2 separate regions of the Homo sapiens genome follow, and region 2 is linked to region 1. Evidence: chromatin loops called from intact Hi-C (ENCODE). Cell type or tissue: CD4-positive, alpha-beta T cell. All regions are shown on one strand.

Region 1 (5,000 bases):
TTTTGCTGTCATAGTTGCAAATAAATAGTTGAACGATGCCTGTAATCCCAGCACTTTGGGAGGCCAAGGTGGGTGGATCACTTGAGGCCAGGAGTCAAGACCAGCCTGGCCAATATGGCGAAACCCCATCTCTACTAAAAAAATACAAAAAGTTAGCCAGGCGTGGTGGTGGGCGCCTGTAATCCCAGCTATTTTGGAGGCTGAGGCAGAAGAATTGCTCAAACCCAGTAGGCAGAGGTTGCAGTGAGCCGAGATCGTGCCACTGCACTCCAGCCTGGGCAACAGAGCGCGACTCTCTCTCAATAAATAAATAAACAAATAAATAGGTGAATAAATTCAATTCAGTTCAACAAATATTTCATAGAAGACCCTACTATCCAAGGCATTGTGCTCTGACTGGAAGTATGAAGACGAAGGGGCAACTTCTAGTTCTACTAGCAGATAATATCTACAACCAGATGTTTCAGTACTAGATAGAGAAATCAATGCGGGTAGGCAGGGTAGTGGGACAATGAGAAGGGGAAGGCAGCTCTAAGCTCTATCTGACTAGGCTTCCTAGAATCAGTGCAGTGTTGAAGCTTGGATAGATCCAGTGTATGAATGGGAGTCATTGACAGCTTTTTTTTTTTTTCTTTTGTGATAGGGTATCACTCTGATGCCCAGGCTGGAGTGCAGTGGCATGAACATGGCTCAGTGTAGCCTCCACTTCCCAGGCTCAAGTGATCCTCCTACCTCAGCCTCCTAAGTAGCTGGGACTAAAGGCACACATCACATTAGCCTGGCTAATTTTTTAAATTTTTTGTAGAGACAGGAGTCTCACTATGCTGCCTAGGCTGGTCTTGAACTACTGGCCTCAAACAATCCTCCCGCCTCAGCCTCCCAGAGTGTTGGGATTACAGGTGTGAGCCACTGCTCTCGGCCTTCATTGACAGCTTCTAATCAGAGGCATAACGTGGTCAGATTTCTATTTGTTGGTAGGATGGAAGACTAAAATCAATGACACTAGCCAGTAGGCTGGATATACAATCTCTCTTGATAGCTGTGGGCATTTGGTTTCAGGATCTCGCAGTTACCAAAATGCAGGATGCTCAAGTCCCATATATAAAATGGCGTGGTATTTGCATACAACCTACACACATGCTTACATATCCTTTTTTAAAATTACTTATTTTTTTTTAAAGAGATGAAGTCGAACTCCTAGTCTCAAGCAATCCTCCCATCTCAGCCTCCCAAGTAGCTGGGACTACGGTCGCATGCCACTGCGCTGGCTCCCATATACTTTAAATCATCTCTAGGTTACTTATAATACCTAATACAATGTAAATCCTAGGTAAATAGTTGTACTGTATTTTAAATTTTGCATTATTTTTTATTTGATTCAAAAATGTTTCTGGTCCATGGTTGGTTAAATCCATGGATGCAAAACCCACAGATACAGAGGGCACCCTGTGTATGTATGTGTATGTGTGTGTGTGTGTGGGTGGGTGTGTAAATATATACATGGATAGGAGGCCTGAGGTAGACGTTTTACCTGGAGATATAATTTGGCAGTGTTTGCAATTACTCAGGGAGAGTCTGTACAGTGAAAAGAGAATTGATGGAAGCTTGCGAACCAACAGTCCTTAAACAGCTGGCAGAGAAAAGGCAGCCCTGGAGGAAACCAACAGACAACAGCAGATGGGGAGAAGAGGAAAGAGTGGCGTTACCGGGAGTGAAACGAATAGAGGAGCCAGGGAGGATCAGAGGGAGGGAAAATTGTGTGGAATGCGGTACAGAGGTCAGAAAAGAGTCCATTTGATTTGGCGGTAGGTAATCTTTCCCAGAGCAGTTTCGGTGTTAGTGGTTCAGGCGGGAATTCCAATGCAAGAAACCAGTGAACGAATGAGAGAGTGAGTAGGGAAAGTGAAGGTGAGTACGTTAATGAATGAATAAATCAAGTCTGTACCCTCTCTTGCCCGGGGGATTTCCAGGGCCAATGTCGCACTTTGGTGAGGAGGAAAGGCCTGGTCACGGCTTGGGGTGACGCCTAGGAAACTGTCAGCCTCGCAAACCCATAGGCGCAGCCCCAAGGTCAGGGTCACCTCGAGCCTCCAGACAACTCGTCACCTTGACGACCAACTGAAAAAACCGGAAGGGATGGAAGCAGCGGATCATCTCGCGATATCTGGAGCGTCTGCGCCTGCCTTCCTGACCTGGGACTTGTTTCCAGCTCTCGCGAGACTTTCAGGGGTCGGAGCGCGGGGGCCGGCCGAGAGGAAAGCTGGAGGCGCGGGTGGGGAACATGTCTGAGTCGGAGCTCGGCAGGAAGTGGGACCGGTGTCTGGCGGATGCGGTCGTGAAGATAGGTAAGGGGCTTTTCGCCCCAGCAGGCCCGGCCGGTGCAGAGCTGCTGGCTCCAGGCTGCGCTGCCCAGGAGGAAGGAAGGGAAGCCCCACGGGAGGTCAGGCCTCTCGGCCTTTTCCGGCCCCTCCGGCCAGGGCGAGCCGCCCGGGCCCCGGCGGGAGGTCACTCGGGCGGCGGGCACAGACCCGAGGAGCCGGAGCAGCAGCCCGGGTGCGGGGTGGAGTTGCAGCCCGGAGGAGGTGGTCGGGGTTGGCAGGTGGCAGGAGAGTCGCAGAGCTCTTGAGTGGAAGACAGTGTCGGGGCACACCCTCGTGCCGGAGCCGCGGGGTTCTCCTCCCGGGTGGTGCATTCCCCGGCACGCGGCGGGGAACCGGCTCAGGAGGCCACGCTGCTCCCCGGCGGAAACCAAAGTGCCTTCTGGAGAAGGTCACCTGGAGCATTTCATAGACACCGCCAGGCCCTGATGCGAGTTGCTGTCATTCCCGACTTGCCACCTGATTTATTTGAATCAGAGTAGTCTGGGGCCTGAACTTAGAGGGGTGATGATCTGGAATGAGAATTGCGCTGGAAAGTAAGAAGTTGTTCACGTTAAGTTTTTCTGCGTAGTCCTTTAACACGTGCTCAGTGACGGCACAAATTATGAAGTCACTGTATGGTGGGGAGGAGAAAGGAAACTCGTTTATTGAGCGTATATTGTCTTCATTGTGCGAAATAATCTTTTTACAGGCCGTGAAATGGAGAGTCAGGTGAAGGAATTTGCCCACGGTCACAGCTAACAAATGGCAAAATTAGGGATTTTACCCAGCTTTTCTGGGGTCAAGTCCCATGTTCCTTCTTCGATGCTAATTTTTGTTACCCAAATGTGATATTTTTGTGTGGTAATCTTAGGGTATTTAAGAGGATTTAGGATTGTGTCTTTGAATGAAAACATTGAGGAATAAGATTGTAAGCTCCATGAGAGCAGGGATGTTTTCTGGTTTAGTCACTGCCCCATCCCCAGCCCCTAAAAGAGTGCTTAATAAAAATTGTTGAGAGTGAGTCAATAAATGAAACAGTTTATAAGTTACCATTTCACCTCTGAATTCAGCACTTACAGTCAAGTGATTTGGGGCAAGTTATTTAACTTTTCTGTGCCTGATTCCTATTTGGAAATCGGCAGTAATAATTATTACTATCTCATGGAGTCGTTGGGAGGATTAAATGAGTTAGTTTGTTTAAAGGCTTGAATATGGATCACTTAGGAATGGGTTATTTTGGAAGCGACTAAACAGTCACTTTTGTTTTGTTACTGTTAACAGCTTGCAGTTCAGAGAGAAGACTTAACACCTAGCTATGAAATGACCAAAGTAGTTACTAGGCAATGTCATATAGTTAAGAAAGGGCTTTGAGCTGGGCGAAGTGGCTCAGGCCTGTAATCCCAGCACTTTGGGAGGCCGAGGCGGGAGGATCGCCTGAGATCAGGAGTTGGAGACCAGCCTGGGAAACAAAGTGAGACCCTTCCCTTAAAAAAAAAAAAAAGGAGAAGAAGAAGAAGGGGCTTTGGAGGTAGACAGAGCTGAGTTCGAATCATCCACTCTCACTCTTCTCGCCCATCCTTACTAATTTTGTAGCTTTGGGTAAAGTCTCTTTCTCAACTACGAAATGGTGATCAAAAGAGATTTACCTGAAAGTATTAAAAAAAGTAAAGGACAGAAAAATACATAAGCTACTTAGCACAGTGCCTGGTGCTTTATGTATACAGTAATGGTAGTCATAATAACTGGCTTTTAAAATTTTTTAATGTATTTTATTTATATTTATTTTTAATTAACTTATTTTTTTTATACAGGCAGGGTCTCCCTATGTTGCCCAGGTTGGTCTTTTAACTCCTGGGCTCAAGCGATCCTCCTGCCTCAGCCTCCCAAAATGCCAGGATTACAGGCATGAGCCAATGCGCCACACTCATAGTAGTTGTTTTTTATTTTTTGAAATAGGGTCTCGCTCTGTCACCCAGGCTGGAGTGTAGTGGTGGGATCTCGGCTCACTGCAACTTCTGTCTCCTTGGGCTCAAGTGATCCTCCCACCTCAGCCTCCTGAGTAGCTGGGACTATAGGTGTGTGCCACCATGCTCAACTATTTTTGTATTTTTTGGTAGAGACGGTGTTTTGCCATATTCCTCAGGCCGGTCTCAAACTTCTGGGCTTAAGTGATCCATCATCCTCAGCCTCCCAAAGTGCTGGCATTACAAGCTTGAGCCACTGCACCCAGCCAATAGTTGTTGATATTAATATTATTGTGCTACTGAAGACCACGTGAGGCAGTGAATAGTGTCACTCTGTCTCTCATGCGTAGAACGTTGATAGGGGTGCAGCATATACATGTGGAGTAATTAAATGAGGCAAGGTGATGTACGATCTCAGGTATAAGTTAAAATGAGTGATTCAGACTCTTTTGCTGTAGGGTTGTATATTAAGTGACTGAAGGGATGGGCTGAGGTCATTCAATAAGAGTGTGGAAGGGCCTTCAACTGACCTTTGTAGAATGGCTTGGGATTGAATAGTCAGGTAGGATGGAAGAAGAACTTAAGCAAAGGTCAAGTTGGATTTTTATGAGGAGTAAATCGAAGCGCAGAGAGGTTAAATATCCAGAAGTGGAGGAGCTGGGATTAGAACCCAGGC
Region 2 (5,000 bases), 260 kb before region 1:
CTGGGGGCCACCATGCCAGTGCCTGGCTGATTTGCTGCATGGACCCGCTTCCTGGGGTGAGGCTCTGGGTCACTGGGCTGGGCATCTGCCCCTCTCAGAAAGGGGCAAAGGGGTACATGGCCGAGACCTGCACCCTCTGCACCTTGCCAGGCCCTGTGGGGGTGGCATATGGCTTACATGGACAGGTGCTCATCTCTGCCCCTGGCCACCGGTGACCCGGCCATAGTCCCTAGAACCCTAAGTTCACTCCTCTGTGTGTAGGTCCCTATGTCACCCTAAGCCACAAGGTGGCTTCTGGGCTTCCAAACACAATGGAACAAAGCCCCTCTGCTTCAGAACAGCTACCCTGGGTTGCTGGCTGGGGACTCAGGCCAGGGGCTAAGAGGGGAGGACTCCGGGGCCATGCGGGTTCCTCTATAAAAGCTTCTCCCTTGCCCAGGCCCTGCCCAGCAGAAGAGCCTCATTCCTCATCCCACAAGTGCAAGGTGCAGCGTTATCCCACCCTTGGGAGTGGGTAAGAACCAGTGTCTCTGCGTGTCTGAGCACACTGTGTTTATGGCCCACGCAGCAGGTGCTTTCAGGCCTCTGCTGTGAGGCACCATCCGCTGTTAACTTGGCCCAGAAAACCCCTCAGCCCGGATTGCAAAGGGCGGCACAGGACAGCCAAGTGCCCCTGGGATCCCTGCTGTCAAATTCTGGATTTGTGGGGAAACGTTCAGGGCGACCGCATTCACGTATGTGTGGGGACGCTCATCAACAAAGCCAGAAACAATGAAGGCTTATGGAGATTTCACAGTTTACAAAACGCCTTTCACATATATTATCTCATTTAATTTTCACGGGCATCCTGGGGAAGTCTCAACTATCAACCCGGCCGGATGTGGTGGCTCAAGCCTGTAATCCCAGCACTTTGGGAGGCCAAGGCAGGAGGATCATTTAAGGCCAGGAGTTCAAGACCAGCCTGGGCAACATAGTGAGACCCCATCTCTACAACGACAACAACAAAAAGCGAAGTCAAGGCTTAAAAAAGAAAAAAGCTATCAACCCAATTTACAGATGAGGAAACTGAGGCTCAGAGGAATGCCCCCCTAGCAATTCTTTAATCATTTTGTCAAATTTACCCAACATATTGGTTAGGCAAAGACTTCCTAAATGTAGGTTTTATAACAGTTTAGAAGCAGTGGAAAGAGTGGGTAGAGGGCTGCTCAAGAAGAGTGCTACGGAGAGTGCACTCAGCCGGACTCTCACGTTTGATTCACACCAGCCATGGGAAGGAAGAATCAGAAAAATCAATCCCCAGAAGCAAAAATGGGCAAATGGAAGTGAAGCAGGGCCCAGGAGAAGCAACAGCACCCAGACTGAGTTCTGGCTACCGAATCCCTACAAGTCACAGGAAGAGCCCTCAAAATACTCAGCAGGTGCCATAAGACAAGACCTGGAAGCAAGCTGCATACAACTGAAAAAACTCCCAGGAGAAACGCAGACATTTGGTTCATGCTGGGGAAATACACGTTTCTGAGTATCTTCCCAGGACTGTCCCTGGCTCTGCGGCGGCCAAAGGCATCAGCCCCCACGGCCCCCAGGCTCCAAATCTCAGCCGATTCCCCAGGGGCTTCTTGCCAAGCTCACAGCGGGAGGTCAACATGGCCAGCGGGAGATGCGGCGGGCAAAGCAGCAGCGCACAGGACCTCTAGCCTGGGTGGTCACTGGCTCTTCTGGGAAGGAAGAGCCAAGCCCGCCAGGTCTTGGCTGGATCACACGAAGGAGAAAGTTCCAGAGCTAGAATCATGTTAGACACAGGAAGTTAGAAGTGAAATGGTGGAAGGCGGAAGGAGCAGGGGGCTTATTTAAGGGACAATGCTTGGGAAGGTCACGGCCAAGCAACCTCGAATCAGCGCTTGGAGACAGTGCTCGACTCTGTGGGAGGGAGGAGTCATCTTGAGCAGACCTGGCTGCCAGGGTTTCTACGCCAGGACGCCCCCAGTGGGCGGCCAGGGAACTGCACCATCACGGTGTATCTTAAAAAGAGTTTTTTCTCAATGCCATGATGGAAATGCCTGATGGCCACACTGTGAGGCTGACCCGAGTCGTGGGCCTTAAGTTGGCACACACAGACCAGACTGGTGCACTTAAGTCCCACGGCCTCGGAAAAGCAGCTCCACCTGGTTTTCTAAGTGCCTGACCCCACCTCCACCTTGGAAAGTCTGCTGCACCCCTTCTGGGGTGGGCCTTCAGTGCGCAGCCCCTGGACCTGGGCTCTGCAGCCCCAGTTGGCAGGGTTCCAAATGCCTTCTTTTTACAAACAAGTTTCCCTCCTACTCTCCAGGGATGCTGCCTCCTTCCCTACATCTGGATCTGTCACAAGCTCAAGTCATGGTTCTTGGCCATTACCAACAAGCAAGACTATTTTCCTTTCCATTAGCGAAACCTGTTTAAAGGAACAGCTGCAGCTCGTTAGGGGCGGAAGGTTATGCTGGTTGTGGCCGAGTCGGCACTGGGCGTCCAGGCAGCTCCAGCAGAGCATCTGGGCCAGCCAGGGTGGAGTCCAGCCCTGACTCTGCCCTCCAACCCCAGAGACTCAGAGATCAGAGAGTGAGGTCACCCCTTCCAAGCCAGCTAGCCCTGGACAGGCAATGTGCCGCTGAGCAGCGGGGAGGCTTATGTGGCTTCTGGGATCCCTGCACCAGCATCAGAGGCTCCTCTGAAGCATGGGGGGGTGGACGGCAGGCAGATCCCTGCCCTGGGGACAGTCAGGCCGGTGCACACAAGTGGCTGCTGCTGGAGAGGCAGCATCCGTCCCTTGGCCTGGGCTTCTTCAGAAGCAAAAGCCAAAAAATCAGCCGTCTTCCCCACACCCAGCCTCCACCCAGAGTGGAAAGCACACACACGTGATAGGTGCCGTGTTACATGGGGCCGAGGCTACACGGGAATGTGGCTGTGCACCGACCGGGAGCACACGTGGGGGTTAGTGGTGGTTTAAATGGCCGCGGAGCAGCAGCCGGACCGGCAGGGTCTCGGCGGGTTGGTGAGTCCTGTTTTAGTGGGGAGGGTCTCGCGGCTCTCAGGCAGGGTACCTGGATCGGCTTAATTATCAGGCTGGATGTAGATCTGGCGCTGGGTCAGCACTTGAGAGAGCTCCCTCTGCAACTGCTTAAACTTTTGGTTGTCAGGGATAGCATCAATAGATCTACAGAGAGTGTTCAAGATGAGTGGAGTGGGAGGGAAGAGAACGACGAGAAGCCAGGAACGCAGGGGGCCACAGCTGAGGAGGAAATTCAGGGAGACCCACGAGGCGGAAGGGGGGATGCCGTGGCGGCTCTGGGGTGTGGAGTGGTATCGCCGCTGCAGAGGTCCACGCTGGCGGTGGTCGTGGTATTCAGGGGCTCGCCACCACCACCCGCAGGCTCTTCGGCTTCTCTCCCCCACTTCCCAGCCACTGCCTGGGGACTGTGCAGGTTGGCTGGGCGGGAAAGTGTGTTTGGTGTATCGGGCAGTGGCTGCCAGTGGCAGGCCTAACGCCAGGGACCACTGGGCTCTAACCCTGTCACAGGTCACGAAGACCAAGCCTCCCCCAGGTGGGCAGGGGATCAGAAGACAAGGGTCCAAAGAGGACTCCTCCTCTGTTTTAAAACTGTAAAGCAGGTGACTGAAATCTGTCGCCCACCCCAGTCCACGAGCTGGGGCAGCCCCGGGACTGCAGCCTGCCTCTCCTCTGGGCTGGGCTGTGAGAGCTACACCACGGCAGTGGGTGAGAGGGCTGGCCGCTAAAGGCATAGCACAGCCCGACTCACACGGTGCTGCTGGACTGCAGAGCGTGTTCTAGATTCATCATCTCAGCCGACCGTGCCTCCTCGACTGGACAAGGGCCTCTGCGAGGAGTGCCAGAGGCCATGCAGCTCGGGATGACAGAGCTTAGGGGAGATCCCGGCCTCCTGACTCTCCTGACTCCAAGGCCAGTGCTCCCTCCACAGCCGTTTACTGCCCCCAGCTGGGCTCTGGCCTCATGTCAGAGGCCTGCCTCCTGCTCTGTCCGCCGTGGACCTGGAGGGTCCAGAGAGCGCCCGGCTTTTGTTTGGGCTGACACTGCAGAGCTGAGGGCACGAGGTGGGAAGGATGGTGCAGGACACTGGCCACTGGCAGCAGAGCCCTGGCAGAGGACGTCAGAGAGGCTGGGGCCCCCTGAGAACGCCCAGGCTGAGGGCCCTGCCTGCATGTGGCGTCAGGGAGGCTGGGGGCCTGAGAAGGCCCGGACTGAGGGCCCTGCCTGCACGTTGCGCTCTGCTGTCTCGGAGAGCAGGCCAGCCAGAGGCAGCCGGGCTGCCCGGAATGTGGTGTCATGGCTCCCCTAGGCCCAGGCTGGAGGGTGGGGAGATTTTTGAGCGGGGACTGACAAACTGCAGGGCTGAGGAGGCTCCGGGGGCAAGGGCACCAATGGCTGTTAGGGTGAACATGCCCCAGAAAACAAATGGTGCAGATAGGGACCGACAGCTGCTACGGAGAGTGCAGATGACACATCAGGACTTTACTTTCCAAAATCAACATAATGATCATCCCAGAAGAGGGGCACTGCAGCCTACCAATGAGGACACCGAGGCCCAAGACCACACAGCTAGTAACTGGCAGAGCCAGGGTTCAAATCCCTCTGTCTGCTTCTAAAGCTTGTGCTTTCTGGTACATTACCTCAGCCCATTGACGATATCCTTTGTTTTTCCAAAGTAGATCTCGTTCAGCGTACTTCTGATTTTATTTTCCATGTCCTGGAAGGGAGGTCGGTCAGCGCAGTGGCAAAAGGTCAGGAACCCTGAGGCCCACGCCCTCCCTCCACCTGCCAGCCCTGCAGTCCCCAGTGTGGCCACTGGAGGGTGGCACACGCCTGCTCTGGGGCATCAGTGAGCGCGCTCCAGGCTGCCAAGACCCCACCTGCCATCTGTGCTCCCGGCACCTTCCCATCCACAGTCCACAGGCAGGGAGGAAGCCAGTACCCAGGGATTGGCGGCCAG

What was found. Hi-C counts contacts between places; a loop is a spot of excess contacts. Peaks named below come from ENCODE experiments on the same cell type or tissue, not always from the same donor. Only the 100,000 strongest peaks of a DNase experiment are listed, where the experiment ranks them.
Region 2: a loop joins it to region 1, with 4 times the contacts of the local background. A loop is called at or near these places in 21 of 110 quality-filtered maps.

What each region holds. Positions count from the first base shown.
Region 1 is chr1:19,594,765-19,599,764 of GRCh38, forward strand. It overlaps MICOS10-NBL1 (MICOS10-NBL1 readthrough), which reads left to right and starts at 2,215. Exons shown (of 4, transcript NM_001204089.2): 1 at 2,215-2,345. MICOS10 (mitochondrial contact site and cristae organizing system subunit 10) reads left to right here and starts at 2,215. Exons shown (of 4, transcript NM_001032363.4): 1 at 2,215-2,345. The coding sequence starts at 2,282. MICOS10-DT (MICOS10 divergent transcript) reads right to left here and starts at 2,068. Exons shown (of 2, transcript NR_135054.1): 1 at 1,946-2,068. RefSeq lists an enhancer at 2,008-2,307 and a silencer at 2,428-2,637. In CD4-positive, alpha-beta T cell, no CTCF peak of the experiment used is centred here; DNase peaks (open chromatin) are centred at 2,137, 2,687 and 2,957; H3K4me3 peaks cover 2,290 bases; H3K27ac peaks cover 3,612 bases.
Region 2 is chr1:19,339,678-19,344,677 of GRCh38, forward strand. CAPZB (capping actin protein of muscle Z-line subunit beta) reads right to left here. Exons shown (of 9, transcript NM_004930.5): 8 at 4,681-4,757. Among named protein-coding and RNA genes, the nearest start is that of SLC66A1, 30 kb to the left of the region's middle. RefSeq lists enhancers at 1-309, 1,075-2,049, 4,746-4,795. In CD4-positive, alpha-beta T cell, CTCF peaks have their summits at 1,980 and 4,831 (motif pointing right); DNase peaks (open chromatin) are centred at 1,964 and 4,864.